Regions from separate parts of the Mus musculus genome. Here region 1 is linked to region 2. The links are chromatin loops, found by intact Hi-C in ENCODE. Cell type or tissue: heart. All regions are shown on one strand. Each heading gives the region's core, and the rest is flanking DNA. Links, peaks and the distances in the headings are about the cores only. Region 1 overlaps Ankrd44 (ankyrin repeat domain 44). Region 2 overlaps Ankrd44 (ankyrin repeat domain 44).

Evidence for each region. A loop is a pair of places that touch in the nucleus more often than their neighbours do. Peaks named below come from ENCODE experiments on the same cell type or tissue, not always from the same donor. Only the 100,000 strongest peaks of a DNase experiment are listed, where the experiment ranks them.
Region 1: it touches region 2 in a loop (2.3-fold over the local background); 1 of 42 quality-filtered maps calls a loop at or near these places.

Annotation. Positions count from the first base shown.
Region 1 is chr1:54,827,992-54,843,650 of GRCm38, forward strand. It overlaps Ankrd44 (ankyrin repeat domain 44), which reads right to left. Exons shown (of 28, transcript NM_001081433.3): 2 at 621-704. Among named protein-coding and RNA genes, the nearest start is that of Ankrd44, 91 kb to the right of the region's middle. In heart, for the core only: no CTCF peak of the experiment used is centred there; a DNase peak (open chromatin) is centred at 9,860.
Region 2 is chr1:54,882,060-54,897,718 of GRCm38, forward strand. All of the region lies in intron 1 of Ankrd44 (ankyrin repeat domain 44), which reads right to left. Among named protein-coding and RNA genes, the nearest start is that of Ankrd44, 36 kb to the right of the region's middle. In heart, for the core only: no CTCF peak of the experiment used is centred there; a DNase peak (open chromatin) is centred at 6,622.

The sequences.
Region 1 (15,659 bases), core at 8,386-10,885, 51 kb before region 2:
CAATGCTCGCTGCCAGATGCGTCGCTGTATCTTAATGGGTCATAGACAGGATATAAAGTAGGGGTTTCCCCCTTCTGGTTTCAACTCATAGTTTCTGCTTTTCCTGTGATGAATGAGTGTGATTGACAGGGAAAGCATAAGACCCTAAATGAAACTCCATGGCCTCAAGACGGTCACTGCAACTGTATAAACACTCACTGAGATAGAGTTTGGGGCCTTGAAACACTGTGTGATGTTTTAATTTATGAGTTGATTAGAATAAGGTCAATTTTGATAAGCATACAGATTACTGCATCCTAAATTTGATTTTTTTTTCTCTGTTTTGCAGTGTTGGGGGGTCTAACACAGGCCTTTTGCGTGCTAGGTAAGCACTCTCCCCTGGAGTGACATCTTCAGTCCCTTGATCTTTAAATTTTTTTTACAACTATATTTCAACATAATTGATTTAGTCTAACCCTAGAGTTTCACTCCATGGGTTTTGTTTTTTTTTTTTTTGAAACAATAGTCTAAAAAGCAGCCCTGAGCTCTCACAATTTTCTACAGGGGTTCACAGCACAGAAAATGTCAAGAGGCCTTGCTTGCCCCACAGGAGGACCCATACAACAACCACAGTCTCTCACCAGTGCGTTTACGTCTTCAGTCTTATGGATGAGCATGCGAATCTCCTCTGGGTCGCCACTGAAGATTGCCTGGACCAGTGGTGGCTGCAAAACCAAGAAACTGAGTATTAGGACTATAACTAATATACATACCTGCGTTTGCATGCAGACAGCAACAAGGATATTTGTTCCCTCTAAGTTTATTAAGAATTATCAATGAGCAGGCAGAAATAAATAAGACTCCACCTACACGCACAAAGTATCTGAGACCTTAAAGACCTTGTCAAGAATATGACCAAACACAGGTCTCTATATTCAGACCCTATTAAGGACTAACCCTTGTCACTGCCAATTCAGATGTTGAAGTCACTGAAGACTATGCCTTTGCGGGCTGTTGGAAGGTTCTAGCAGAGGATCACAGATGCTCTGTACCTTGACAAAAGACTGGTCCTCTACTCAGGGAAGGGCATCTTCTTTCAAACAAATGTACAGCTATGGGAGGGATAGAGATTGCCCTCACATCCAAGACAAGCCCTTTGTGGAGGATATTATGACCTAAACACTTGTGGATCAATCTTCAAAACACCTTGCAGTTGTTCCCAAATACTTCCATAGCTTTAGCCAGTGGGCACTGGCTGTCTTACAATGATTATATAACTACTAGTTTAAAATAAGATATAACAAGGGCTAGAGAATGGGGGTTTGGAAGAGCAGAGAAGAATCCATTATATAGAAGAAGGAACTATAAAGTGTGACCCAACTGCAAGGACAGTGAGCTCTGTGGGATAAGAGGAAGGAAGGCACCTCAATGACCGAGTGTGGGTTTCTAGATGGAGACAGAAGGGCAGCCCATCCTAAAGAGAAGGTATGCACGGAGTGGATGTGCAGAGAACCTGCCAGAAACCATCACTGGGGTGAGTGATAACTGTGGGAACGTGCTGGGTTCAGGGGCTGACGCTTGACTTGCCCCACATGGTAAAAGATCTTCTTCACAGCCAACTCCACCATTTTCACTTCCCTGATGGAATCTGAGTCTAAGCATGGCCATCGCTGGCCACGCCCCTCATAAGATGGTGATTAATAGGGCCAAATGGCATAGTGAGAAATTTTTATGTGACCATTCAACTCTACTCAAATAATGTTTTCATTAAAAAAATGGTTAATGCTATCAATATGGAATATTTGGCCTCTTTTCCCCCTAAATTTCAAATCTTGGCAACTACATATATGTATTTGCTTACAACTTCTGTAAATGTCTTAGTCCTAACAGACAGCTGGATGATGGCAGTGCCCCAAGTTTGACTCAGCATAAGAATCATCCGAGCTGCTTATTCACATAAGATCCCTACGTCTCTTTCCTGAGAATCCTGATTACGTTTATCTAGAGAATGGGACTGTGAGTGTGGAATCGAATAAGTCAACACCTAACTCTTTGGAGCTAGAAGCAAACACTAACCTCAAGTGGCTCTACAAAGAGATCCTCCCCATGCCTGCTAACCAAGTCCCCAGCAGAACCACGCCAATCTTTTCACACTGTTCTGTCTGCTGAGCTTTTAGCAAAATGGTGTTGGGTGAGTTTCTGCCTAAATGAACCTTGGTGGAGAAAAAAAAAAAAAAACCAACAGCCATAAGGCAACATGTAGAGACAGAGTCAGAGTCTGGCAGACTGTAGTGTTAAATCAACAGAGGAACAGAGGTCGTATGACAGCTGACAGACTCAGAGTCTGAGGTGTGAGGCCAGCCCAGGCATCACCGAGCCAATGGTCAGTCACTGAACAAGAACACAGTGATCCGCACAGGGCCTCTCTCATGAGCACAAGGAATGCAGACACTCTGTAGGACGCATTAAGTCCTCAGTCTCCTCAGGCGAGGCAAACCTCCCAAGCAATGGCTGGAATGTCCCCAAGGAGAGGCTCCCTGACACAGCTGCCAGGGAAGGGTGCCAGAGTGGTTTCTAAGCACATGGAGGTGTATCTAGCTTCCCAAAGGCCCCGGGCCTAGCTCTGCTCAGAGCTGCTTCCCATACCACATGGTCAGACGCAGATTCCCTGGCTTCCATGGGAGGAAGCTGAACTTTTGAGTGTCTTCCGATGCTACCATCACATATATATGCATCCACACACCCACGACCGTACATACATGCACTGTGCACATCCTCATCTATGCTTTGACATGTATGCATAGAGACACGTGTTAAATCACTTATAGATACCTCCCACTCCCTGTAAACACGCCTGTTCTCCACAGCCCATGCCAGACAGACCTGTCTTCTCCATTATGCTGTCTAGCTGTCCCCACTGTCTTCACACCTGTGAACCCAAGTGTAACCGGCTCCAGAGCAGAACTTCACAAACAGACACTTTGCTTGCATAAAGACTGTGCCGGGGCCTAGCAAACACAGAAGTGGATGCTCACAGTCAGCTAATGGATGGATCACAGGGCTCCCAATGGAGGAGCTAGAGAAAGAACCCAAGGAGCTAAAGGGATCTGCAACCCTATAGGTGGAACAACATTATGAACTAACCAGTACCCTGGAGCTCTTGACTCTAGCTGCATATGTATCAAAAGATGGCCTAGTCGGCCATCACTGGAAAGAGAGGCCCATTGGACACGCAAACTTTGTATGCCCCAGTACAGGGGAACGCCAGGGCCAAAAAGGGGGAGTGGGTGGGTAGGGGAGTGGGGGTGGGTGGGTATGGGGGACTTTTGGTATAGCATTGGAAATGTAAATGAGCTAAATACCTAGTAAAAGGAGAAAAAAAAAAAAAAGACTGCATGTTTGCAGTGACTCTCCGGGAAGTCGTGCTCTTTTATAGACTTAGGGGCCTCTCTCTTCCTTTCTCTCCTTCACTCTCTCTCCCACGGAGAACACAGTCAGAAAATACTCAGGGAATTCTGTTCTTTGGGAATTCAACCTCGGGTAAACATTTACCTGCACGATTATTCTAATTACAATCTTTTCTCCATCAGTACTGGAGGGTTACCTCTGCCACCTATTCATCATTATAGCATTCCCAGTTTTTGCCTTAGTGGTGCTAAGCCTTAAAAGAGAAGCTTCCCCGGCACAAGGCTGTGCCTTGGGGTGCACAGTTCAATGGGTCTCCGCTACCCACAGTTTGCTCTACATAGCTTTCAGTCAGGGGCTGTCAACTTCAGTTCAAAAATATTAAATGGAAGATTCCAAAAATAAACATTTTTCTTCTTTTACATTATGCATCATTCTAAAAAGCATCACAAAATGTTGTGCCACCTTGCTCTATCCTGCCTAGGATGAGAACACACTACCTGCCCGCGAGTCTCGGTGCTACCTCAGCAATCAGATCATCTGTCGCTATGTTCAAGTGTCCCTTATTTATCAATGTCCCCAAAACGTAGCAGTAGTGGTGGTGGTCATTTTATTACAGCATAATTGCTGTATTTGATTACTGATCATTACTGTTAATCTATAAATCAAGTGTGGTCATAAAGAAGTACAAACACACATGATTAAAAGAAAGCGTCGTACACACTGGGTGTGGTACAATCCGTGGTTTCAGGCCCTCACTGGGGTGCTAGGGATACATACCCTGCAGGTAAGGAGACACTATTGTATTCTTTTAAAAACTCCAAATACCTTAGTCCAAATATAGGCAATGTAAGGCTGTGCAGTGCAGGATTTGGTGAACTCACTCTCAAGAGTCAAAATTGTGAAAAAACCATAACGGGAGAAAGAGAGTATTTTCAGTGATGCAGCAGTTACTTCAACTTATATTACTAGGATTTGCTTTGCACCTCAGCAGCTACACCCTGGCAATGCTTGCACAGGCCGTGAATACTAGCACCATCCCCTGAGTGACCCAGAAGGCAGCTGCCATTCCCAGTCTGGCTTCCCAGTGGCATAAGGGGTCGGGGCAGGGTATTTGGATGGGGACTTGTTCCCACTTCCATCCACTCCCATCTTTCCTGGAAGGGAGGACAGACACATTTAGAGGTGACTGGCAGACAGGCTGATGACACATGGCCTGTATGGAGAGCAGAGAGGAGCAGAGGGCTCCTTGTATTTGATAGCCATTGTGAGTTCTGTAGCAAACATACACAAAAAAATAAAGACTCAGCAGAAAGCCACTTCTCCTTCTCACAGCCCTTTCATCCTAGTACAGAAGAATTGTTCTTTTTAATTCTCAGCTTTGGGAAACAAACCAGGGAGGGACAGAGGGAGGGAGGGAGGGAGGGAGGGAGGGAGGGAGGGAGGGAGGGAGGGAGGGAGGGAGGGAGGGAGGAAATTTCATTTTCAAAAGTAAGACCTGTGAGACATTATTCCCAAATATGAAGTAGGGCTATAATTCCACTAGGGGGCGCAAGATAGTAATTTGTTATCCTATCAATGTACAGGTGGTATATAAAGGGAAGGAAGGGAATTAAATGGTCCACTTCAGCTTTAAGAAAGTTCTTAGAGAGAAGCAGACACACATACACACACACACACAAACACACACACACACAACCATGAACACACCAAAAAAAAAAAAAAAGGTAAAGTAAATGAAAGAAAAAGATCAAACAGTATTGTTTAAACCCCACTTTTCTACTGAGCCATGAGGGCCCATTGTTTCCGGAACTAGGAAGAGACCATATGGATAAATCCTAGGTTTGAGAGTGTCATTTTCATCATTTGAAAACACAATTAGAGAACAAAGGGATAACTCAATTGGTAAAGTCGATGCCACACAGGCACGAGGACCCGAGTTCAGATCTCCAGCACTCATGAAAAACAGGCACAGTGCTGGAGGCGGGGCACAGAGACGGGGAGATCCACCAAGCCACTGGCCAGCCCACCTAGCTCAATGGAGGAGGTCCATGCCCAGTGAGAAACCCTTCCTCAAAAAATAAGGTGGAGGCCAGTGTGATAGCACAGCTCTGTGAGTTCAAGGTCAACCTGGTCTGCATAGTGAGTTCTCAGACAGCCAGGGCTTCATAACAAAATGAAAATAATGAGGTGGAGAGTGATAAGGAAATCACTGGACATCGACCTCTGTCCTCCACAGGCACTTGCCTCCACACATACAAACATGAGCACATACATGCACCACACATCAACATAGAAACAACAACAACAACAAAAAAAAAACACAATTCAATCCTTCTCTCAATTCTGCCATCCAATTAAGAACAAAGTCCGGGGCTGGAGAAGGTGCTTCATTCTGGGTTCAGTCAGAGCAGCTGGCAGGGGGGGGGAAACAAACTGATAAGCTTGAGTCTAGGGGCGTATCTCCTTGGTAGATTATTAACCTAGCATGCATGAGGGTCTAATCAATATAACGACAACAAAATTCATGTGCTCTATGGAAACCACTAATTAGACTTCTGCTGAGCCCACGTGGCCTTCCTGTGGTTAGCTGCAAGCTTTTTTCAATCTAAGCAGCCTTTGGATGAGAAGCAGGGGAGAGGGGCTCCCTGAGACCAAGACCAAGCCAGGGGTAATAAATCCAAACACATCTAGAAGTTGCCCTAGCATTGTGCTCCACATCCCTGGTGTGCTGCCTGCCTTTCTCTGATGAGATCCTGTGGCTAAAGACCTCAAATGTAAAAAAGCGAGCATCTTGTATTCCGATCAGGAAAGGATGCTGGGATCAATCAATAGCCACTAGCATTGGTATTCCTAAACATCTGCCTATGCTTGAGCATTCTGGGCACAGGGCATCACCGAGGAAGGATGGGGGCATGGTATTGGTACCTAATCGCTGACACACCAATACTCTGGCCACATAAAACCACCAGCTTATGTGAGTAACCTGGAACACTTCACTAAGAAACGGGCAGAGCTTGCATTTTTGCAAAGGGATAATAAAATTTGCTCAAGTCACTTGGTTTAATGAACAGAACGTGCAGTGTTCTCACCAGCAGGCCCAGATATGGGATGTCCAGATATGGGATGTCCAGATATGGGATGTCCAGATATGGGATGTCCAGATATGGGATGTCCAGATATGGGATGTCCAGATATGGGATGTCCAGATATGGGATGTCCAGATATGGGATGTCCAGATATGGGATGTCCAGATATGGGATGTCCAGATATGGGATGTCCAGATATGTGATGTCCAGATATGGGATGCCCAGATATGTGATGTCCAGATATGGGATGTCCAGATATGGGATGTCCAGATATGGGATGTCCAGATATGGGATGTCCAGATATGGGCTCTGTTGAGTGCTTCCCGACTGTAGATCATCTTACCTGGGGAGCTCCCCCCATCATAAGATGATGATGATCATGAAAATCAAAGCTGTCTCCCTAAGTACTGTAAGACCCAGACGGAATACACTCAGTCCTTATGAGCATAATTCGTAATTATGGAGTGAGGCAGTCAGCGTTTGAAAACGGCTCTCAGCTGGGTGTGGTGGCTCACACTGGGAACCCGGTACTTGGGTTATGCAGGGAGGTGGGAGGAGAAGATCATGAGTTTCAGATCAGTGTGGAAAGCAGCAAGTACCCATCTCTTAATTAATAATTAATTAATTAGGAAAGGCTGGACTCAGTAAAAGGATAACTTCATCATCAGAACCCACATTTGTAAAAGAAAGAAAGAAAAAAAAAGCAAGTCCTGATGAGTCACCATTGTCACCCCAGTGCTTAGGCCAGAGCTTAGCCTGCCTCATCTACTCAGAGAGCTCCAAGACCCTGTTTCTGGAAAAAAAAAAAAAAAAAAAAGAGGGGGAGAGACAGTGCTTGAGGAATGGTACCAACATCATCCTTTAGTCTATGCCCTCGTACACACATAAACACATACACACATACACACACATAGGCACATACACCCACATGTGCACACACATACACACTTATACACACATGCACATACACATATACATATGCGCAAACATACACACATATGCACACACACAGACACACATATAAATGTGAACCCACACACATGAACCACACAGGAAGGAAGGAAAGAAGGGAGGGAGGGAATGTGGAGAGAAAGAGTTTCTATGGCACATGTTACAAAGTCAGTGTTTATAATATTTCCAGGTATTTACCAGAAAGAAAAAGAAAATACATAAAATCCCAAGTTATAGTAAGAAGTCCTCTACTTAAGTAGAATGAAAAATGAAGCATGTTTAATCAGAAACTGGGTAAATTATCACCTAACCTCTTCAAAATGGAAACAACACAGAGGCAGCGGCTCGGCAGTGGGTTCTGAGGACCAAGTCCCAAGCTGGGGGACAGTCACATGCTTTGCTGCTCCTCTGCTCTCCTGATGCTCCTCCACTCTGCTCTGCTCTCTAAGGACACTCATCTTCCCCAGAGGACAGACAGCCCAAGATAACATGAAGTCCAGATACGTCAACTCTCCTACTAGCTACTGAAGAACATGAAAGGAGAAGCTGGGCAAAAAGAAATGTTGAAACCACAGATCAGTTAAACTGAACCCTGAGGCAAGACTGATTTTCCTGACCGATGATTGCTCTTTTACCACAGTAGGGAGACTGCTGCTGTAAAGCCAGTTGACTGGGAGTCTCCCAAGCAGAGTCTCCTCATCTCTAAGATGAGCTAATAGTAGCCATTTTACAAGACACACTCGACAACTGCATACAAGGCCAGAGGCCTAGTGTTCCCGCCATGAAGTCAAGGGTCCTTTCTGATTTGGAGGTAAAAAGCTCAAATGTTTTTACAGTGAGTTTCCTTGTGACCATCCTACAAACTGGATGAATAGATTTCCTCTAAGACTGTAGAGTAAGAGCTAGTGAGATGGCTGAGTGGGTAAAAAGGCTTGCCAGGCAAGCCAGAAGACCTGAATTTGAGTTTAATCCCTGGAATCCGTGACTGAAGGACTCCCAAAGCTGTTCTCTGATTTCCATGCACATATATACATACACACACACAATGATAAGAATTTTATTGTACACATTTATATGTAATGTTATATATTATGTTATTAATATACTCTACATTTCATATAATATATAATGTTATTATGATATACTATTATTATTATTATTAAGTAAAATAATACAACTGTAGGACAACCATCAGATTAGGGCCCTAATCCATGCAACAGCAGCTCTGAGGCAGAAGGGCTGCCCCTGCTAGGAGAGAGCAGAAATCCAACAGCCTGAATTCATCTCAGCTGCACTGGAAAAACCTCAAGAATATCACACAGCTCTTCTGTATGAACTCTAACTCAAAAAGCCACATAATAGAAACTTACTAACAAAATACACCACCTCTCTTTGACCAAGCTGTGTCATAGTGCACAGATGATTATGAGCAAAGAATATTACATACATGCATGAAAATGGTGGGCCCATTCTTTTATAGATTTAACATATGCTGACTTTGAAATGTGCTGTGTATTTATTTATCCCTGCTTGATAGAACTGGGAACTGATCTTACTGCTGAAGGTTAGCAAACAAACGTGTAGTTAGGCCGCCTTTGGTGATCTCTTGGTTACAGAGGAAATGACCTCCCTGTTTGGACCTCTGAAGAGTCAAACAGTTTATCTGCGAGTGAGAACTGAATCGAAAGATTTATGATCTCCTAATGCTGCCCAGTCAGAGGCTTCTCTCACAGGCCACGCAAATGAGGCATGAATGACGTAATAGCTATGATAGCCTAAGACCAATCCAGCCTCAGTTTCTACATACTCCCATCTTGTTTTACTTTTATTTTTGCTTGGGGGTGTTAATTTGTTTTTTGAGACAAGACCTTGCTACATATAACTCAGGCTGGTCTAGAACTTACTATGTAACCCAGGTTGGCCTACTGCTCTCAATAGAACTCTTACATACTATGATTATGGGTGTGAGCCACTGTGCCCAAATACTAAATACCTAGTAGCCTACAAAGCATTACCAAATGGAGGATACAGTCTCTATGATGCATGGATAGTCACACTACACAGTAGTACAGATTTTATTTCTTTTTTGTGGGGGTAGTGTGAGACAAGGTTTATTTGTGTAGCCTTGGCTATCCTAGAACTAGTTCTGTAGACCAGGCTAGCCTCAAACTCACAGAGATCTGCCTGCCCCTGCCCCTGCCCCTGCCTCCCGAATGCTGGGATTAAAGGCATGTATCCACTACCACCAAACCTGATATGACTACTCTTTAAAAGCTAACACTGAAACACAATGTCAGAAAACAAAATAGAGGAAGGGAGACTTTTGAGGATATGTGTCACCAAAAAGCTGGAGAGCAGGCTGTAAGGTGAGGTCTGTGACGGGTGGGCTAAGAATAGAGCTCTCAAAGGAATTGGGTGGAAGAGTAAGTGGCTGGCCGGGAGAAGCACTGAGCCAGCAAAAGGAGTTCTAACCTAATCTTCGGACAAACAGGAACTCAGGTCTTGAGCAAGAGAAAGGCATGGAGCTTTCGCAAGCGTGTGCTCTGGCCACAACTTGTGTGCTGGAGGAGGAGACCCTGGAGCTGGAGACCCAGTGGGAAGACGATTGTCACAATTTAAGCTACCGCAGGAAGGCGTTTTCTGGTCTGCCTTGTGACAGGTTCGCCAAGAATGACCTACAGGGATGCGGTGGAAACTACGGACACTCTTTTCAACTCTTTAATGCCTGCTCTGTTCCTGGATGCAAGTTTGGCTCAGTATCTTGGCTACTTTCCTTCTCTCTTTATAGATAGCCCAGAGTTCCTGCCCCAAGACGTGAATGTTTCCAGGTGAAATCGAGGTTACTTCCTTTAGCTCTGGAACACTCCCATCCCATCCCACCCCACACACAGAACCTCTGCATGTGTAAGCTCTGTTTTGTCAGGCTTGACACTTGAGCACTGAATCGAAATCATAACATTTCAAAAATAGGCCATATCCATAAAGAGAAACGGAAAACAAAACACGGCAGACACGCTTTGCCAGGCTCCATATTTCCATCAGGATCTGCTGCCAACAACACAGATCTTTTTTTTTTAAAACTCTGTCTAGTTTCAAATGGCTGGAGATCTAATCTAAACCCTAGCTAAGTTAATTAAATAGTGTTGGGGAGAGAACTTTTAAAGAGAACCGGGACAAGGGAGATGGCTCCACAGATAAAGGCCCTTGCCAAGAAGCCTGATGCTCTGAGTTCCGCCCCTGGAGCCCACTTGACGGAAGGGGAGAACTGCCCTGAGTTAGCCATCCTCTGACCTTCGTGTATACACCACGGCGCACTTGTGCATATGGGTGCATACACACAAATAAATGTAATGTTTAACAACCTATTTGAGTAAGAACACAGTGGAACCAAGAGAACACTGTGGACAGAATATGTAAATCAGAATATTCTTAGTGAAACAAACAGAACATATAAATCATTCTTTAAGTTCCTGTTTTACCAATTTGTCTAGAGGCTTTATTTCCTAGCTGTTTTGCTTACATTCTTTCTACAACTGTACCTTACAGCATATCAAATCACATTTCAAATATGGTGGGTTTCTTTTTTTTTTTTTTTTGGTTTTTCGAGACAGGGTTTCTCTGTATATCCCTGGCTGTCCTGGAACTCACTTTGTAGACCAGGCTGGCCTCGAACTCAGAAATCCAGCTGCCTCTGCCTCTGCCTCACAAGTGCTGGGAGTAAAGGCATGCGCCACCACCGCCCAGCTCAAATATGGTGGTTTAATGATGTTAATCAATACAAGCCATTTTGGAGATCTTTGTGGTGGGGAAAACCTTAACGATGGCTTTTTTTCAACACTCAGCAAAATGTCTTTGTTCAGAGACATAAAGCAGTTTTCAATTGTAGGGTATAAAATGTGACTTTTGTTAATAGCTAATACACCTCTCCCTTATCATAAGGGATAATATGTTTTAAATTCCTCCTTTATAAAAAATGTATGCCAAAAAATGACCTATTATCATGGCATGCTTTTCTCATGGTGGCCACTTAAGCAGTTATAATTGCAGCAGCCTCAGAAGTCAGAAGATGAATAAGGCAATTTAAGTTGCATTAAATACAAGATCACCATGTAGATACAAAAGCCATTCCTTAGGACCTAATGAATCTTGCTGACTGGGGAAGGAGTGGACTACCATTGAACAACATAGACTCACTTAGTCAAACTAAGTCACTCATGATTCTGGAAAACTCCAAACTGAGCTTGTCTGAAATCTATTATAGTCTGAGTTCTTCGAAAGTAGCAGCAAGCCAATGTTTACACAAGCATCCCTTTCCACAGCTTACATGAGCTCCTCCTGAGCCCTGTCCTCCTTGTCTGTGGATTCCTCTTTGATCTCCATTAGCATTTTGTAGAAGGAAGATATGACAGTTCAGCTCTCACTATGTCTCTACAAATGGAGGACTAGGGACTGTGCAAACTGCTGTCAGTTGCCTTGGTGTGCTGACACTCAAATCAAGCCTGAATCACCTCTGCCTGCAATGACTAGAAGATGCCCTGCTACCCACAACGCCAGGAACATCACTAAGAGCCTGAATCTAAGACTACAGTCTTCTGGGAAGCATCTTTGGCTTCTCCAAACAAAATCATAGCAAGGGCCTTCATTGACAGATGTCTAAGGGAAATGATAAGACAGCAGGAAGAGAGAGGAGCCTGTGGGGCTGGAAAGCAGTTGGTATGGGAAATGGGAACTCTTACAGAAGCAGATAGGCCTATCTGACTTCCTTTCAAAGACAGTGGCCCCGTTCATATTTACTTTATTTCTCTAACTACAATCCACCCAGGTACTGATAAGGGATGTTTTCAAAACATGACTCAAGTGCATTCTGACAACCACACTCAGTCCTGGTCCACAGTGATTTACTAAGCATATGAAACTTGCCATCCTTCCCTTGAGAGCTCTAACACGTAACAGGAAGCACACAGCATATGTAACATGAATGAGAGAGAAACTGTGTCTGGCCCTCTGGAAGATGCAGCCTTTGAATTAAGGACTGGAGGTTGGTGAGGGTTTAAAAAGATGGGGTGTCAGTGGAAAGAGAGCAAGCACCTTCACGCTTTGAAGGGTGTGAGTAGAAGGAACAGTTTTCTCCATGGTGAACATGGGTGAATGGATGGAGGGAAAGAAGTCAGTGGGGTAAGATCACAGAAGCTGAGGATAAAGCTGCCTATTACATTTGGACTCTCTTCTGTAGAATTGGCAAGCTGTAATCTGTTTTTGCAGGGGGAGGGTGACTTGAGAGTTGAGTTTGGGGGGCTGGAGAGGCACCTCAGTGAGAACTGCAGATCTTATAGAGGACCCACATTTGATTCTCAGCTCCTTCATCACACAGTTCACAGTTGTCTATACCTCCAGCTCCAAGGGAACCAACACCCTTCTCTGGCATCCATGGACACTGTATGAACATTGTGCACATACATGTAAGCAGGTGCATGCACATAAAAACAAAGTGTTTCATGAAAAAGAAAAGAAGAAAAAAAAGAAAAAGAAAAAGAAGAACTGTAGAGCCAGGCATGGTGTAGCACATACCTATAATCTCAGCACTTGGAAAGTAAAGGCAAAGGATTGGGAGTTCAAAGTTATCCTCAGCTAATAGATAAGTTAAAGTCCAGCCTGAGCTACACGAGACCCTGTCTTAGATATAGCTGTCTCCTGAGAGGCTCTGCCAGTGCCTGAAAAATACAGAAGTGGATGCTCACAGCCATCCATTGGATGGAGCACAGGGTCCCCAATGAAGGAGCTAGAGAAAGAACCCAAGGAGCTGAAGGGGTTTGCAGCCCCCTAGGAGGAACAACAATATGAACTAACCAGTACCCCCAGAGCACCAACCAAAGAAAACACACGGTGGGACTCATGGCCCTAGCTACACATGTAGCAGAGGATGGCCTAGTCAGTCATCAATGGGAGGAGGGGCCCTTGGTCCTGTGAACGTTCTATGCCCCAGTATAGGAGACTGTCAGGGCCAGGAAGCAAGAGTGGGTGTGTTGGGGAGCAGGGGGAGGAGGGCAAGGGATAGGGAGTTTTCAGAGGGGAAACTAGGAAAGGGAATAACATTTGAAATGTAAATAAAGAAAATACCTAATAAAAATTAATAGAATGCTTATTAATTTAAAAAAAAGAGTTGTTTTTTTTTCCAAATAATAAGCCTCGTAGTAGATTGTGTAAAAGCTAAGAGAAATGTGACACAAGGGAGAAGATGACAGTACCAGTTTAGGAGAGAGCTCTCAGGGATGGGTATTCCTCAACTATGCAAGGAAACAGGGTCTCTGTGACCAGTCTGCAATCTAAAGGGTACATGTGCTCTCCACACCTTTAGATTGGTCTGAGCAGCCCACTCCATTGGAGCTGCCTAAAGACTCTCACTGACTGGGCAGAGTGCAGGGCTCTCTGCAGCAGCCAGCCCAGGCACCAGCAGGAGGTTGCTGGAGGAGTGTAGTAGAGCTGTGATCCTCTTTGCTGGGGAAAGCCAGTTGCTAGCTGTGCGATGCTCCCTTGACAGAGACCGGAAGTTGCAGGGCCTCTGAAGGTAGCACATCCCACATCTGCAGGACCTGTTACTCATCCGCAGCACGACCACAAGATCACAGCCTGGTGCTTCCGGTTTGAGTACTGCTTGCTCAGTCCAGGTCTCACTAACAGAGGAGGATCTCCTTGTGCTATGAGCTAAATGAAGAACAGCAGCAAATGTGTAGTACCTTTCTCTATATTTAGTTCCCAACTCAAAACTTAGAAGATACCTTTTTTTTTTCAATCATGCAGTTTCAAAACCAGAAAAAAATGACAAGGGGGCATCAAACCCTTATGCATTGTCTCTTTGTCTTGTGTTTGCTAGGTTATATCTTAAGTAATTTTTTACTACAACAATACAAAGTCAGGTAAAGAAAACCTTGATAACCATTCCTATCACCCATAATAATAGACTAATATATACTCTTTGACACATTTCCTGGATGCTGCTGTTGAACACAAAAATACCAATACATAAGATATTGAGTTATCACTAAAGTGGGCTCTTACTACATCCCTCTCTTAAAACCTGTAAGAACAACAACATACTGTGGTTATCTCCCAGTTAAGCTACAGGATTACCTAATTTCTTTACAGGGATATAGTGTTCTAGAAATACAGACATATTGTAACATAGCCTGGCCATGTGTTGCACAAAGAAGAGCTACAGAGCTGAAAGCATTTTATGAATGCCTATGGTATGCTATTTTTATAAAATACACAAAAGAAATGTATATTGTAGTCCATTCCTCGGAGAATGCCCAATAGAGTTGGGCAAATAAGGATGCCCCATGTAGACAACACAAATGTGCAAGATGGTACTCCAGAGTTCCCCAGACCCGAGGCAAGAGCTGCCAGGTTTCCCTCTGCACCAAGATAGACTGCAGAGAGCTCAGAGGGCTCTCCTCTGTTCAACCATCCCAGAAGTCTTGTTTAACTGACCAGGACAGCACAGGAGTCAGCCTAGGGAGGAGGCATCACTTGAACAAGACCTAGATAGGGGCTAGGGCACACAAAAGAGGGGGAAGGTGTTTGACAAATGAACGACAGCACCAGGCTGCTGTTCAACATGTGTTCATGTGGCGTGACGACCAGGGGTCCCTGGGTTTCTGAGCACTTTCCTCTCCCATGCCCCTCATCTCTACACAGCTCCTTAAAGATGTAAAGGAATCCAGGCTTAGGCACCCACAGCATTACCCTGAGAGTGATTTAATGTGGGATTTCAGGCAGCGTAAGCTTGGGACTGTCCCCTGGGTCCTTTTGTCCCATCATTCCTGTGTTTACTGCTGAGCAGCATGCATGTAAACACATGTGCTCACTCACACATATGGCTGTGAGCAATCATTCACACTGTCCCCCTCCATCTGGAAAACAGCATGAATAACGTGGAGAAAGAAAGTAGCGCTGAAGCTTAAGCAGTTAAGATTTAACAAAATCATCAAGTCTGCTTGCTTGCTTGCTTGCTTGCTTGCTTGCTTGCTTGCTTGCTTGCTTGCTTGCTTGCTTGCTTTTGAGATAGTCCCATGTAGGCAGCCCAGGTGGCCTCAAACTTAAGTAGCTGAAGCTGGCCTTGAACTCCTACTCCTTCTGCAGCCACCTCCCCAGTGCTGGGATTACACCATGTGTCAGCACACCTAGCTAAATCCTTTTCTAGCAAAAACTCTGAAAATGTTGATGTTGACAGTCACC
Region 2 (15,659 bases), core at 5,181-7,680:
AAGACAGGGAGGACTAAAATCCTAGATGTCAGGTGTCTCCCTAGAAGGCTCCAGTTATCCAATCTGTACCTTTGAAGGCCTTTTAATCTTAAGGTTCTAATATGTGATTCCTGTTCACTAACAGCTTCACAGGAGACACATATGAGCTCACCCCAGTCAAATATCAGATATCCAAGCATACCCTCCCTACCTGAAAACAACAAAGCCAAGACACACTATACTGTAGTACTGCCGCCAGGGTATACTGTAGCACTGCCTCCAGGGCACACTGTAGCATTGCCTCCAAAGCTCACTGTAGCACTGCCTCCAGGGTACACTGTACTGTAGCACTGCCTCCAGGGCACACTGTATCACAGCTTCCAAAGCTCACTGTAGCACTGCCTCCAGGGTACACTGTAGCACCGCCTCCAGGGCACACTGTAGCACTGCCTCCAGGGCACACCGTAGCATTGCCTCCAGGTACACTGTAGCACTGCCTCCAGGGTACACTGTAGCACTGCCTCCAGGGTACACTGTACTGTAGCACTGCCTCCAGGGCACACTGTATCACAGCTTCCAAAGCTCACTGTAGCACTGCCTCCAGGGTACACTGTAGCACCGCCTCCAGGGCACACTGTAGCACTGCCTCCAAGGTACACTGTACTGTAGCACTGCCTCCAGGGCACACTGTATCACAGCCTCCAAGGTACACTGTAGCACTGCCTCCAGGGTACACTGTACTGTAGCACTGCCTCCAGGGCACACTGTATCACAGCCTCCAAAGCTCACTGTAGCACTGCCTCCAAGGTACACTGTACTGTAGCACTGCCTCCAGGGCACACTGTAGCACTGCCTCCAAAGCTCACTGTAGCACTGCCTCCAAGGTACACTGTACTGTAGCACTGCCTCCAGGGCACACTGTAGCACTGCCTCCAAGGTACACTGTACTGTAGCACTGCCTCCAGGGCACTCTGTAACACTTCCTTCAGGGCACCCTGTAGCACTGCCTCCAGGGCATACTGTACCAGAAAGAAACCAAACAAGACAAGACGAACAGGAAACAGAATGCTGTGCTCAGACATCTTCAAGAGCCACTGTTTAAGGCATCATATACAGCCAATACTCTAACCCCAGCTGAAACAGCTTTAAAGCAAAGGCCTTGCTGTTTTAGAAAATGACACAGGAGAAGTGACCCAAGGCTGTAGCCTATAAACAAGCCAAGCTGCTGAGAGTGTGGGCCAATTACTTCCTGTGAACTTTGAGCTACCCACATGACCCTAGTCCTAAATGTCACGGTACCATCAACTAACAACAAACTGACCTGTCAGGGGCTTCAGCTGCCTCATGAGATCAAAGCTTAAAGACAAAGTCAACAATGAAAGAAGAAAAGCTATCTTCAGGCCTCAGATACCTCCAAGGTTCAGGAAAGGGAGAGTTGATGTACATTCCAAAGCTGTGAAAGTAGCCGATGATCATGAAAATGAAGCAGTACCTGGACATGCCAGCCCAATTCTAAGAACAGTCTACGTACACAGTCTTGGGTTTAAAACACAGGTCCTCAACCTGAGCCCATCCTGGGACCTGCACGGTGGCAGCTATCACTTTCCAGAATTCCCCAGGGCAGGAGACCGAGTACATTTTAGGTCATTTTACCCAGGAAATCATCCAGCCAAACACAGATATCAATGAAGACTTCACTGGCAGAGCTGGATATTTCTGATTTCAATATAATTTGACAAAAGTCTTTGAGGGGTTTTTGCTTTGGGGTTTTATGTTGAGAACAGATATCACAGCTCTACCTCCACTTCAAGTGCTTGGATTACAGGCATACACACCACCAAGTCCAGAGCCAGTTGTTGTTAAGAGATATTCTTTAAAAAACATTGAAAGTGTACAAAGTAAAAATAAATAATAATAACAAAACTAAAAGAATTGGGGAGGGAAGAATCACAACTTCTTTTGGCTCCACTTATTTTTCTTCATACCTTAGAATTCTTCATTACTTTAATACAATTCCTTTATATTATAGGAAAATGTACATAACAAACTCTATGGGCTAATTATAATTATAATGAAGTCCCTGCACTCTCTTAGGCAGTCACCACAATTCTCCGCCTCTAGAACCTGTTCACCTGAAACGCTTTCCAAACAACAGATCCTGTGCCTCTCCCCTAGACCCTGGTCGTCACTCTTATACCTCCCACTTCCATGAACTGACCACCCTAGATACCTCAGTACATGTCATCTAGTTAGTTCATGTCCAGTTCCTTTCACTGAACATAATGTTCCCTGAACCATTCTGTCAAGCTTCATCCAGGTTCTTCATTGCTTTTGTCTTATTCTTTGACAGTTTCATACATGTAAATACTGAATTTGGTGTTTTCACCCCACATTGTTACTCCTTCTCACTCTTTTCACGTGCTCACTAAATCTTTCTTTCCAGCAATCCCCCCTTCCACTTTCATGTCTTTCTGTTTGCTTTGTTGTGACCCACTGTCTTAGTTAGGGTTTTGCTGCTCTGAACAGACACCATGACCTAGGCAACTCTTATAACGACAACACTTAATTGGGGCTGGCTTACAGGTTCAGAGGTTCAGTCCAGTATCATTAAGGCAGGAGTGTGGCACCATTCAAGCAGGCATGGTGCAGGAGGAGTTGAAAATTCTATGTCTTCATCTAAAGACATCTAGAAGACTGGCTTCCAGGCAGCTAGGAGGAGGGTCTTAAAGTCCACACCCACAGTGACACACTTCCTCCAACAAGGCCATGCCTGCCGGGTGTGATGGTGCACGCCTTCAATCCCAGCACTTGGGAGGCAGAGGCAGGCAGATTCCTGAGTTCGAGGCCAGCCTGGTCTACAGAGTGAGTTCCAGGACAGCCAGGGCTACACAGAGAAACCCTGTCTCGAAAAAACAAACAAACAAACAAACACAACAAGGCCACACCTACTTAATCAAGGCCATGCCTTCTAATAGTACCTCTTCCTGGGCCAAGCATATTCATGCCACCACACCCACTGAGTTTAAGATAGTTTCCATGAGCAATGGCCATGGGATATTGACAGGAACATAGGGAAATTTTTGGTGGCTACACTGCTAAAGAAAATGACTGTTCACTCAGTAATCTTATTGCTAGTTGCTCCTAAAGGAGGGGGTGGGGCCTTCAAAGTGCCTGATAGAATTTTGACAGGGCCCATCTTATGCAGGTCTTATGCAGGTCCCCACAGTTGCTGTGAACCCATGAGTACAATGGCCATGCCACACCACCATGCAGGTCCCAAGATGGGCTCAGGTTGAGGACCTGTGTTTTAAACCCAAGCCTGTGTACGTAGACTGTTCTTAGAATTGGGCTGGCATGTCCAGGTACTGCTTCATTTTCATGATCATCAGCTACTTTCACAGCTTTGGAATGTACACCAACCTTTCCTGACTTGACTGTGGGTGGTTGGGGTTGGTTGGTTGGTTGGTTGGTTGTTTTCCAGCACAGAATATTGAACCCAAGACCCCATTGGATGCTAGAACAAGTACTTCCCCACTGATCTACAGCTTAATCCCTCATTCAAAAGCTAATTAATAATACCCTGTGTGTACAGTTAAAATACATTTTATTGACCCACTGATCTGTCACTAGAATGTGAGTTGCTTCCAGTTTGAGGACATTGTAAATAATCTGTTATGATCATCTGTTGGTGCACCACCTATAAATGGGATTACTGGCTGGAAACAATTCTGCTTAACTGTTTTAAGGAAGATCCATACTATTGTCCCATTGTATAGTCCACAGCATTTTAAATTCCTCCCAGCAATTCACAAGGTTTCCCACTTCTCCAAGTTCTCCTCAGCATCATTTCCTGTTTAATCTAGGCTTTTCTTCAGTTAATTGGTTGGATAGCCATTGTAATGGATATGAGGCACATCTCATTTTGTAGCTTTGATTGGCATTAAGGTCCTTAATGATTAGTGATTGCTCCATGCTCTTTTAAATGGTGTTTCAAGATATCTCATTTTGTTTCCTCAGCTCTCTTAGCGGGATAGGAATGTAGTTGTTGCTTTAAGTAGATAACCCTAGATGCTCCAGATCTCTAAGGAGCAACTTCCAACACACTAATACAAAGAAATCAATTTCCATGATTGAGGTTTCAACCTCCTTTTAAAACCTGAAGACAGTCCCAAAAGTTTCCTTCTAGGCTCTTAAACTGGGCAAAGCAGCCTTGAATCCCACACTCTGATAGAGCCAATAATGTCCATTGCTGAAGAAGTATGGACCTGGGACTCTAGTATCACAGGTGCCACTATAAGCTTGGATGTAGCTTCTCCAACTCTTCCTTACTTCTCCTCTCAGCCTCCCCTCCCACTCCTCCCCACATCCTCCTCTTCCTCACCCCTCCCCGACACCCATGCTCTACCATCCCCCTTCCAGGGCTAGCAGAGAACACAACAGGCCAGAAGAGGCAGCCCCCTTCTTAAAGCCAATCTACAAAGCAAAACAAACACAGGCAGCGAAGGAATCTGGGAGGCTAAGATCCAGTTCTGAAGCAGTGGCCCTTCAATTGCTAGGGTCTCAGTTCCACTTGCCTGCCTTTACCAAGGTTGTCTGACCACTGCATAGCATCTAATTCCCATCTATGTATAAGCTGATCTAACCCCACTGAGAGGACTTGAGAAAGTTTACACATTACCTCCAAATCTTTTTCAAATCTTTTTTGTTTGTTTGTTTGTTTGTTTGTTTGTTTGTTTAACTGTCTTGCAATGCATGGTCTTTAATTCAACAGGCAAGATGCTCTGCAGATCACTGTGGGCCCAATGGACCAGGTCCCTAACACTGAGACTCCCCACCCACCAAGTGAGGCTGCCTTCCTTGGGCTCTCCCTAAAACTCCTGAAGTGTCTCCAGTGCAGATAACCAACCACCCTGGATCCATAAGCAGAGAGTAACTTATTAAAACTAGTGTCTCCTAATAAAGAAAACAGGTCACTCTATGTGGTCTGAGCAAAATCCTGCATTTCAATGGGCTCCCCCACAGACAATTAGGGCAGATGCACAGAGACCTGAAGCAAACAATCCTGCAAAGGGAAATTTACCAAACACTTTCTTGCCAACTCAAAATAAAAATACCAGAAGAGAAACAACCTCTTCTTTTTTTTTTTTTTTTTTTTTTTTTTTAAAGATTTATTTATTGATTATATGTAAGTACACTGTAGCTGTCTTCAGACACTCTAGAAGAGGGAGTCAGATCTCGTTACAGATGGTTGTGAGCCACCATGTGGTTGCTGGGATTTGAACTCCAGACCTTCGGAAGAGCAGTTGGGTGCTCTTACCCACTGAGCCATCTCACCAGCCCGAAACAACCTCTTCTAAAGCAAACTTTCCCCTGCCACCTCCGTGCCATTGATGAAGCTTTGATGACTGTGGACTCTCTATATCTTTTGTTGTAGCTATTTACTACTGATCTCCTATTTAATGTGGAATTGCAACGGGGACCCCAGAGAATATAAGACATTTTGTGGCTAAACAAAACAAAACAAAGATGTTTTGAGCCACAATATATATGATGAAGCCAACAGGAGACAGGGAGGCCTGCTGGATTATTCTGAGATACTCACAAAAAAACAAGTCCAAGTCTTCCCCTAAGAGAAGACTAGGACCCAAAAAGTCTCAAATATCAAAACCATATTTTCCATGTGTGATGGGAATATGAAAAAAACTGGAGGGAAAACAGATATGTAAAATGCACACACATAACTAGAACTCTCAACTTAAATTCTATCAAATATGATACGTGCTAGGCTTTACAACGAGAATCCAAATATCAGGGACAGATCACCCTGTCATCTAAAACAAAATATTCAAGCACTTTTATACAAACAAACCTTCTTGGTCATGTAATAGTTCCCTCTGACAGAGCAGTCTGGGCAGAGAGCAATAAACAAAATCCAGACAGGAAGTAGCCAGAGAGAATAAAGGCAGAGCGTTCTGGCCCCATCTCCTTGTAGAAAAACAAGAAATATTGCTCTATTTTAACAGAATCATTACAGAGCCCAGAGCCAAACTATAATGTGTGTTAATATGGTCAGTGAGGGGAGTAGGGTCTACAAGTGAGTTTTGAATGTTTTGGCCCCGTTCCTAGAATCAGCGCCATGAAATCAGCTCTAACTACTGACCACTGGCAGTGCCAGAATCCAATTCCCATCCAGAATGAAATATTTTTACTTCATCCCTGGAGGTCAGCCTTTGCAAAGCCTTTTCTCGTTTTGACACATGTGGGTTTGTGCACATGGAAATTCTCTATTAAAACTTCTACTTGCTAAAATAAGTCCAACCTTCCCACAAAAGAATGCGTAAAGAAAGCACCGTGCTTTTAACTTAAGAATGACAGTACATTCCACAGTTACTTTCCTAACATAGATGTCTGAGCACCAACGTTCAGCAGAAAGAGAGCACTGCATGACATGCTGGGGCAATCACTGAATAATCATCATGCCTCCCAAGAGACATGTGTCAATTTCAAGCATGTCTGAGAACCACAGCCGTAAGGGGCAAGCGTCAGCATTCCTCCCCAGCAGAGGCCCTGGGTGTCTCCTAAACGTACATTCTCCATTCCCTCCACACTAATAGACACTCAGACAGGCACATGCCTATCTAGGGGAAGATTTATTTCTCAACCACCCTTGCAGATAAGTCAGCATGTGACTGGTTCTGACCAATGGGCCCTTGACCACAAAACGCTCTTAAAAGGAAGAGATTATGCCCTCTTCCTGCTATCTCTGCTCAAGATTTTAGAGCAGAAATTCAAGCAACCATCTTTGCCAAAAAAAAAGTGGAAGCTATACTAAAACACGTAAAACACACATGCACGCACACAGGCTCGCCCCCACCATGTGCAGAAGGGAGAAAGCTCTGTGGAATCATTCTTCCAGCCTTGGCTAGTTTGTGCTCAGACCACTACAGATCAGAGTTAAATCAGTTCCTGCCTTGTTAGTGCCCAGCAACTGCACAGCCTAACGCACATCTCGCGAGACACTATGAATCCAGCCATTGTTTTTTCGTTTGACTAGCCACTTGGGGGGCTAGGGGGAAGAGACTCAGATAAGATCTTATATAACTCAGACTGACCTTGAACTCACTTCATAGATAAGGATAATCCTGAGTGCTTGATCCTCCATACTCTACCTGGCATATGTCAAATTATGTGCGCTCACCACTGTGCCCACTAGCAGCCATTTCCTAGGACGCACTGTAAACTTCCTGATATGAGCAACCGTGGGGATTTGGTGTCCCTTTGCTATTATGAGCCATGTTTCTGAGATTCTAGTTGCAGTTTTTACATATATACAAAATCACATGTAAAGCAATCCTTCAGGCCGGGCACCTTTCCAGAAGGAGAAAGCAGTCTGTTTTATCTCCTGTGTCAGTCACCCAGCACGCACACATCACACCTGTGTGCAGTCATTAAGGCAACACAAGTCCAGGCACCAGAGTCTTCCCCATCATTTGTAAAGTTAGACCCTTGCCTCAGTGTGGTGGCACTTGTTGTAACTCCAGCACTCAGAGGACTCAAGCCAGGGAATTAGCTCTAGGCCAGCCTGGGCTACCCACCAAGACCTTGACTCAAATAAACCAAAACAGAATAGAATCAAATGGGAGAATCATCATAACCTCCTCCTAACAGCTGAGTCTAAGGAGGTGCCATTCTTCTAGCTCAAGAAGAATCAAACGCCAGACTCTGTACACTTGGGCCATACACCTAGGTCAAAGTTATCAGGTCAGGTTGTATAGGCTTGTAGTGGCTATTCCTGGTTGTCAACTTGACAATATTTGGAATGAACTACAATTCGGAATTGGAAGGCTCACCAGTGACCCTTATCTGGAGGCTTGGAGATCCTTATCTGGATCTTGGTTTGAAGATCTTGAGCCATAGTGGCTATGGATTCCAGAAGATTGAATCTCCGAGTTAAGGAACACACCTTTAATCTGGGCTATGCCTTTCATCTGGGATTAAAGGTGTGGTGGAACACACCTTTAATCTGGGCTACACCTTTTGCTGGAGACAATATAAGGACATTGGAAGAAGGGAGTCTAGCTCTTGCTCCTGCTCCTTCGCCTGCTTGCTGCGTGAGACTGAGTAACTGCTAGATCCTTGGACTTCCATTCACAGCTGTGACTGAACGATTGTTGGGAATTGAGCTGCCGACTGTAAGTCATCAATAAATTCCTTTATTATCTAGAGACTATCCATAAGTTCTGTGACTCTAGAGAACCCTGACTAATACAGAAGTTGGTACCAGGAGTGGTTCTAGAGTAACAGAAGTACAAGGATGAATCTTTTAAAATACTGGAATTGGCTTGTTGATCCACCAGCACTTTCAAATATTGAAACCTCTCCAGATTCTCTCCCTCCTGGGAGCTCAGAGAATTTTGAAGACCCATGGTTGAAACTATATTCCGAACTTAAAGAAGCTAATGCCCTTGATTTTCTTAATGAATTAGGTGATTCAGTGCACAAAGCTTTCTACAAGATGGGAAAAAAATCGAAAAATGATTTTACTGGCTGGCTGCTCTTAGTATCTGTGGAAAAAATGATGAATGAAAGGAAGGAGTTGTGTGATAAAATCGAAAGGCTCCAGACACAAGTAAACGATCTAAAAGTTGCTAAGTGTGTCCTTGAGGAGAATCTTCTCTCTTGTAGCAATAGAGCTCAAGTTGCAGAAAATCAAACAGAAACTCTCATTGTAAGGTTGGCTGAACTACAGAGAAAATTCAAGTCTCAGCCTCAGAGTGTGTCGACAGTTAAAGTAAGGGCTCTAATTGGCAAAGAATGGGATCCTACAACATGGGACGGGGATGTGTGGGAAGACCATGTTGAAGCTGAGAATTTTGAATCCTCAGATTCTCAAGGGTTTGCCCCACCTGAGGAAGTAGTACCCTCAGCCCCACCTCTTGAAATAATGCCTTCCCCACATGAGGAAATTAATTTTGCAGAGTCTGCTCACGGCCCACCAATAGTTTCTTCTAGACCTGTAACCAGACTCAAAGCAAAACAGGCTCCTAGAGGGGAGGTAGAAAGTATAGTCCATGAGGAAATTCGCTACACTACTAAGGAGCTTAATGAGTTTGCTAATTCATTCAAGCAGAAACCTGGTGAATATGTGTGGGAATGGATTTTAAGGGTGTGGGATAAGGGTGGAAGGAACATAAAACTAGAGCAGGCTGAGTTTATTGACATGGGTCCTCTGAGTAGAGATTCTAGGTTTAATACGGAAGCTCGCATAGTTAAAAAAGGTGTCAAAAGTTTGTTTGAATGGTTGGCTGAGGTGTTTATCAAAAGATGGCCTACTGGAAATGACTTGGAGATGCCTGATATTCCGTGGCTTAGTGTTGATGAAGGGATTTTAAGACTTAGGGAAATTGCAATGCTAGAGTGGATATATTGTGTAAAGCATAATTGTCCACAATGGGAAGGTCCAGAAGATATGCCTTTCACCAGCTCTATAAGACGCAAATTGGTGAGAGGGGCACCAGCACATTTGAAGGGTTTTGTTCTTTCCCTTTTCCTTGTGCCAGATCTTAGCATTGGAGATGCTTCTGCTCAATTAGATGAATTAAATTCACTGGGTTTAGTTGGATCCCGAGGTAACAAGGGCCAGGTGGCAGCATTGAATCGCCGGAGACAAGGTGATCCTAGTTATTATAATGGACAGCGTAGACAAAAGAATGTTTATAATAACATACCCAGTAATGGTCAGCACAGGAGAGGTGAAATTTATAATGGCATGACTCGCTTGGACCTTTGGTACTGGCTAATCAATCATGGTGTTTCCAGGAATGAAATACATAGGAAGCCTACTGCATATTTGTTTGATCTGTATAAGCAGGAAAATTCTCAAACAAATGAAAGAAAGGCTACATTAGATCGTGGTAAACAGCAATCTCGGCCAGTGAATCAATTTCCAGACTTGAGACAGTTTGCAGATCCGGAACCCCTTGAATGAAGGGGTGGCCAGGTTCCTCTGAGGAAGGATCTTGATAAGACACTCAAAGGTTTTGCTGTTACCCTTTCTCCAGTTCTTCCCCAGAGGGACCTACGGCCTTTTACAAGGGTAACTGTACACTGGGGAAAAGGAAATAATCAGACTTTTCGGGGTCTGCTGGATACTGGTTCTGAGTTGACACTGATCCCAGGGGATCCCAAGAAACATTGTGGCCCTCCAGTTAAAGTAGGGGCTTATGGAGGGCAGGTAATTAATGGAGTTTTGACTGATGTCCGACTCACAGTAGGTCCAGTAGGTCCCCGGACACATCCTGTGGTGATTTCCCCAGTTCCAGAATGTATAATTGGGATAGATATACTCAGAAATTGGCAGAATTCTCATATTGGTTCCCTGAACTGTAGAGTGAGGGCTATTATGGTTGGAAAGGCCAAATGGAAGCCTTTAGAGTTGCCTCTGCCAAAGAAAATAGTGAATCAAAAACAGTATCGTATTCCTGGAGGAATTGCAGAAATTACTGCCACTATCAAGGACTTGAAAGATGCAGGGGTGGTGGTTCCCACCACATCTCCATTTAACTCTCCTATCTGGCCAGTGCAGAAAACAGATGGATCATGGAGAATGACAGTTGATTACCGAAAACTAAATCAGGTAGTAACTCCAATTGCAGCTGCTGTACCAGATGTAGTTTCCTTACTTGAGCAAATTAACACATCTCCTGGCACCTGGTATGCGGCTATTGATCTGGCAAATGCCTTCTTCTCAGTACCTGTCCATAAGGACCACCAGAAGCAATTTGCTTTCAGTTGGCAAGGCCAACAGTATACCTTCACAGTTTTGCCTCAAGGATATATTAACTCTCCTGCCCTGTGTCATAATTTAGTTAGAAGGGATCTTGATCGTTTGGATCTTCCACAAAATATCACATTGGTGCACTATATTGATGACATTATGCTGATTGGACCAAGTGAGCAGGAAGTAGCAACCACTTTGGACTCATTGGTAACACATATGCGTATCAGAGGATGGGAAATAAATCCAACCAAAATTCAAGGACCATCTACCTCAGTGAAATTCTTAGGAGTCCAGTGGTGTGGGGCATGCAGAGATATTCCTTCTAAGGTGAAAGATAAGTTATTGCACCTGGCCCCTCCTACAACCAAGAAAGAAGCACAACGTTTAGTGGGTCTATTTGGATTCTGGAGACAACACATCCCTCACTTGGGTGTGTTACTTAGGCCTATTTACCAAGTGACTCGGAAAGCTGCTAGCTTTGTGTGGGGCCTGGAACAGGAGAAGGCCCTTCAACAGGTCCAGGCTGCTGTGCAGGCTGCTCTACCACTTGGACCATATGACCCAGCAGACCCGATGGTACTTGAGGTATCTGTGGCTGATAGAGATGCTGTTTGGAGCCTCTGGCAGGCCCCTGTAGGTGAATCACAGAAAAGACCTTTGGGATTTTGGAGCAAAGCTCTACCATCATCTGCAGACAACTATTCTCCCTTTGAAAAACAGCTCTTGGCCTGCTATTGGGCCTTAGTGGAAACTGAACGTTTGACAATAGGACACCAAGTTACTATGCGACCTGAACTACCCATCATGAGCTGGGTACTATCAGACCCTGCAAGTCATAAAGTGGGACGCGCACAGCAGCAGTCTATTATCAAATGGAAGTGGTATATACGTGATCGGGCCAGAGCAGGTCCTGAAGGCACAAGCAAGTTACATGAAGAAGTTGCTCAAATGCCTATGGTTTCTACTCCTGTTACAATGCCATCTGCTGCCAAGCATGCACCTATAGCCTCATGGGGTGTTCCCTATGATCAACTGACCGAAGAGGAGAAGACTAGAGCCTGGTTTACTGATGGCTCTGCACGTTATGCAGGTACCACCCAGAAGTGGACAGCTGCAGCATTACAACCCCTTTCTGGGACAACCTTGAAAGACACAGGTGAAGGGAAATCTTCACAGTGGGCAGAACTTCGGGCAGTACACATGGTATTACAGTTTGTTTGTAAGAAGAAGTGGCCAGATGTACGATTATTCACTGACTCATGGGCTGTAGCCAATGGATTGGCTGGATGGTCAGGGACTTGGAAAGATCACAATTGGAAAATTGGTGAGAAAGACATCTGGGGAAGAAGTATGTGGATAGATCTCTCCAAATGGGCAAAGGATGTGAAGATATTTGTGTCCCATGTAAATGCTCACCAAAAGGTGACTTCAGCCGAGGAGGAGTTCAATAATCAAGTGGATAAGATGACCCGTTCTGTGGACAGTCAGCCTCTCTCCCCAGCCATCCCTGTCATTGCTCAATGGGCACATGAACAAAGTGGTCATGGTGGTCGAGATGGAGGTTATGCTTGGGCTCAGCAACACGGGCTTCCACTCACCAAAGCTGACCTGGCTACTGCTGCTGCTGATTGCCAGATCTGCCAACAGCAGAAACCAACACTGAGCCCCAGATATGGCACCATTCCTCGAGGTGACCAGCCAGCAACCTGGTGGCAGGTTGACTACATTGGACCACTTCCTTCGTGGAAAGGACAGCGTTTTGTTCTTACTGGAGTAGATACTTATTCTGGTTATGGATTTGCCTTTCCTGCACGTAATGCCTCTGCTAAAACCACCATTCACGGACTGACAGAATGCCTCATCTATCGTCATGGTATTCCACACAGTATTGCTTCTGACCAAGGAACTCATTTCACAGCCAGAGAAGTACGACAGTGGGCTCACGATCATGGAATTCACTGGTCTTACCACATTCCCCATCATCCTGAAGCAGCTGGTCTGATAGAAAGATGGAATGGCCTTTTGAAGACGCAGTTACAGTGCCAATTAGGTGGTAACAGCTTGGAAGGTTGGGGCAGAGTTCTTCAGAAGGCAGTATATGCTTTGAATCAGCGCTCGATATATGGTACAGTTTCACCCATAGCCAGGATTCATGGGTCCAGGAATCAAGGGGTGGAAAACGGAATAGTTCCACTTACTATCACTCCTAGTGACCCTCTAGGAAAATTTTTGCTTCCTGTCCCCATAACTCTAGGTTCTGCTGGCTTAGAAGTTTTGGCTCCAGAGAGGGGAGTGCTCCTACCAGGAGCTACAACAAACATTTCATTGAACTGGAAGCTCAGACTTCCCCCTGGTCATTTTGGGCTTCTAATGCCCTTAAACCAACAGGCTAAAAAAGGAATAACAGTGTTAGGAGGGGTGATAGATCCAGATTACCATGGGGAAATTGGATTACCTCTTCACAATGGTGGTAAGCAAGATTATGTCTGGAGTGCAGGAGATCCCTTAGGGCGTCTCTTAGTACTACCATGTCCTGTGATTAAAGTCAATGGGAAACTACAACAGCCTAATCCAAGCAGGATGACAAAGGACGCAGACCCATCAGGAATGAAGGTATGGGTCAATCCTCCAGGAAAAGAGCCAAGACCTGCTGAGGTGCTGGCTGAAGGTGAAGGAAATACAGAATGGGTAGTAGAGGAAGGTAGTTATAAATACCAATTAAGGCCACGTAACCAGTTGCAGAAACGAGGATTATAAAGTAATATGAATGCCCATTGTAAATTTACTAATGCGTTTGCGATTGTACGAGGGATAGTTATATCATGTTAGGCGTATTTACAACCTTGTTATTGTTTCATGTGAACATGAGATATTATTTGTGTCAAGTTGACAAGGGGTGGATTGTAGTGGCTATTCCTGGTTGTCAACTTGACAATATTTGGAATGAACTACAATTCGGAATTGGAAGGCTCACCAGTGACCCTTATCTGGAGGCTTGGAGATCCTTATCTGGATCTTGGTTTGAAGATCTTGAGCCATAGTGGCTATGGATTCCAGAAGATTGAATCTCCGAGTTAAGGAACACACCTTTAATCTGGGCTATGCCTTTCATCTGGGATTAAAGGTGTGGTGGAACACACCTTTAATCTGGGCTACACCTTTTGCTGGAGACAATATAAGGACATTGGAAGAAGGGAGTCTAGCTCTTGCTCCTGCTCCTTCGCCTGCTTGCTGCGTGAGACTGAGTAACTGCTAGATCCTTGGACTTCCATTCACAGCTGTGACTGAACGATTGTTGGGAATTGAGCTGCCGACTGTAAGTCATCAATAAATTCCTTTATTATCTAGAGACTATCCATAAGTTCTGTGACTCTAGAGAACCCTGACTAATACAAGGCTCCTCAGTGCCTTCACTATTTGGGATGGGGATTTAGCTCAGGGTAAAGTGCTGCCTCGAACACAGGAGGCCCTGGATATCCAGCATTAAATAAACAGGGCTTGAGGGTGTGAGCCCATAATAGAGGCAAGAGGATCCGAAATTCAGAGTCAGTCTTAGATACACAGTAAGTTCTAGGCCAGCTTAGAACACATGGGTCCTTGTCTCAAGGAAAAAGAAAAAAGAAAATCACAATTTGCTTTAAAAGACACCAAAGCCATTTTGCAGTAACCATCATCACCACTTACAGAATAAAAGGACAGCTGGCTCCCCGACAAAAATGACAAGAGTCAGCAGCCAAAATATCTTAGGCACACTGAGAAGGCCCAGTGAGCCACCCACGGAATTCAGCACACACCAGCCCCAATCCAAACAAGAGCAAACCGCCTCGTTAACATGCTCCACGAGCCAGGCGGTTTCCTCCTATTGCACCCACAGAAACGCAAGCAAGCGTCATTAGTGAAAGCATTTTAAAACTGAAAGCTCAGGTTGCCCTTTTCATTTATTTCTTTAAGCTGCCTCTGCCTTGTATAATAAAGGTGATTGGGTGTTTGCTTTGTGATTCTTAAGTCCTAAGTGTAGGGTTTCTCATATGTAAAGAATATTGTAATACAGACCATTTATGAATGTAGCATAATAAATGTTGCCACACACACACACAATGGCTGGCTGTCACTTCCCTTTATTACTTGGGAGAGTATGACTTTCCATGGATTAACAACACAGACCAAAAGAAAGCTGTTATTTCAACCCTTTGGCAATGAGCAGATAACAACAGAAGCCAATTTGAATCACCTCCGTTTTTCACAAATTAAATCCAACAGTAAAGTATTTTACTGTATACTAAATGTAGAGCACACGACCTATCCCTATATAGAAATGATCTTCAGGAGGAAACCAAATGATAGCTCTCTAAGCAGAAGAAACAACTGCTAGGCGGGTAGAGGAAGCTTATAAGGGCTTTGCAGCTGAGTACGAAGGGGACCAACCTGAGGTGGCCATCTAAAGAATTCTCCACCGTGGCACCTCATGTAGAAACAGCACAGTGGTTAAGAGGACTTAGATTTAATTCTCAGCACCTACACAGCAGCTCTCAACCATCTGTAGTTTCATTGCAGTGGAGTCAATGTCCTCTTCTGGCCACTGCTGGCACCGTGCGTGCATGCTGTGCTCAAGCCTAAGTTCAGGGAGACACTGGTACACGTGAAGGGCAACCCCCACAAAGCGCCATCCTCCCCAGTCCGTCTGGCTAAGCACTGGCATTAAAGCTGAAGGAGCCGTTTCATTTTGATAATTCTTGGAAGGCCTCAAATAACAGCTAAGAGCATTCTACAAAGATGCCAGAGGGCACGGGAGAATGGAAAATTACAGTTGAAATCTCATCTTTAAAAGAGCCAGTTAAGCCACTGACATACAAGCCAAGCTCAACTCTACCTGACTAAGGAAGCCAAGGATAAGGACTGA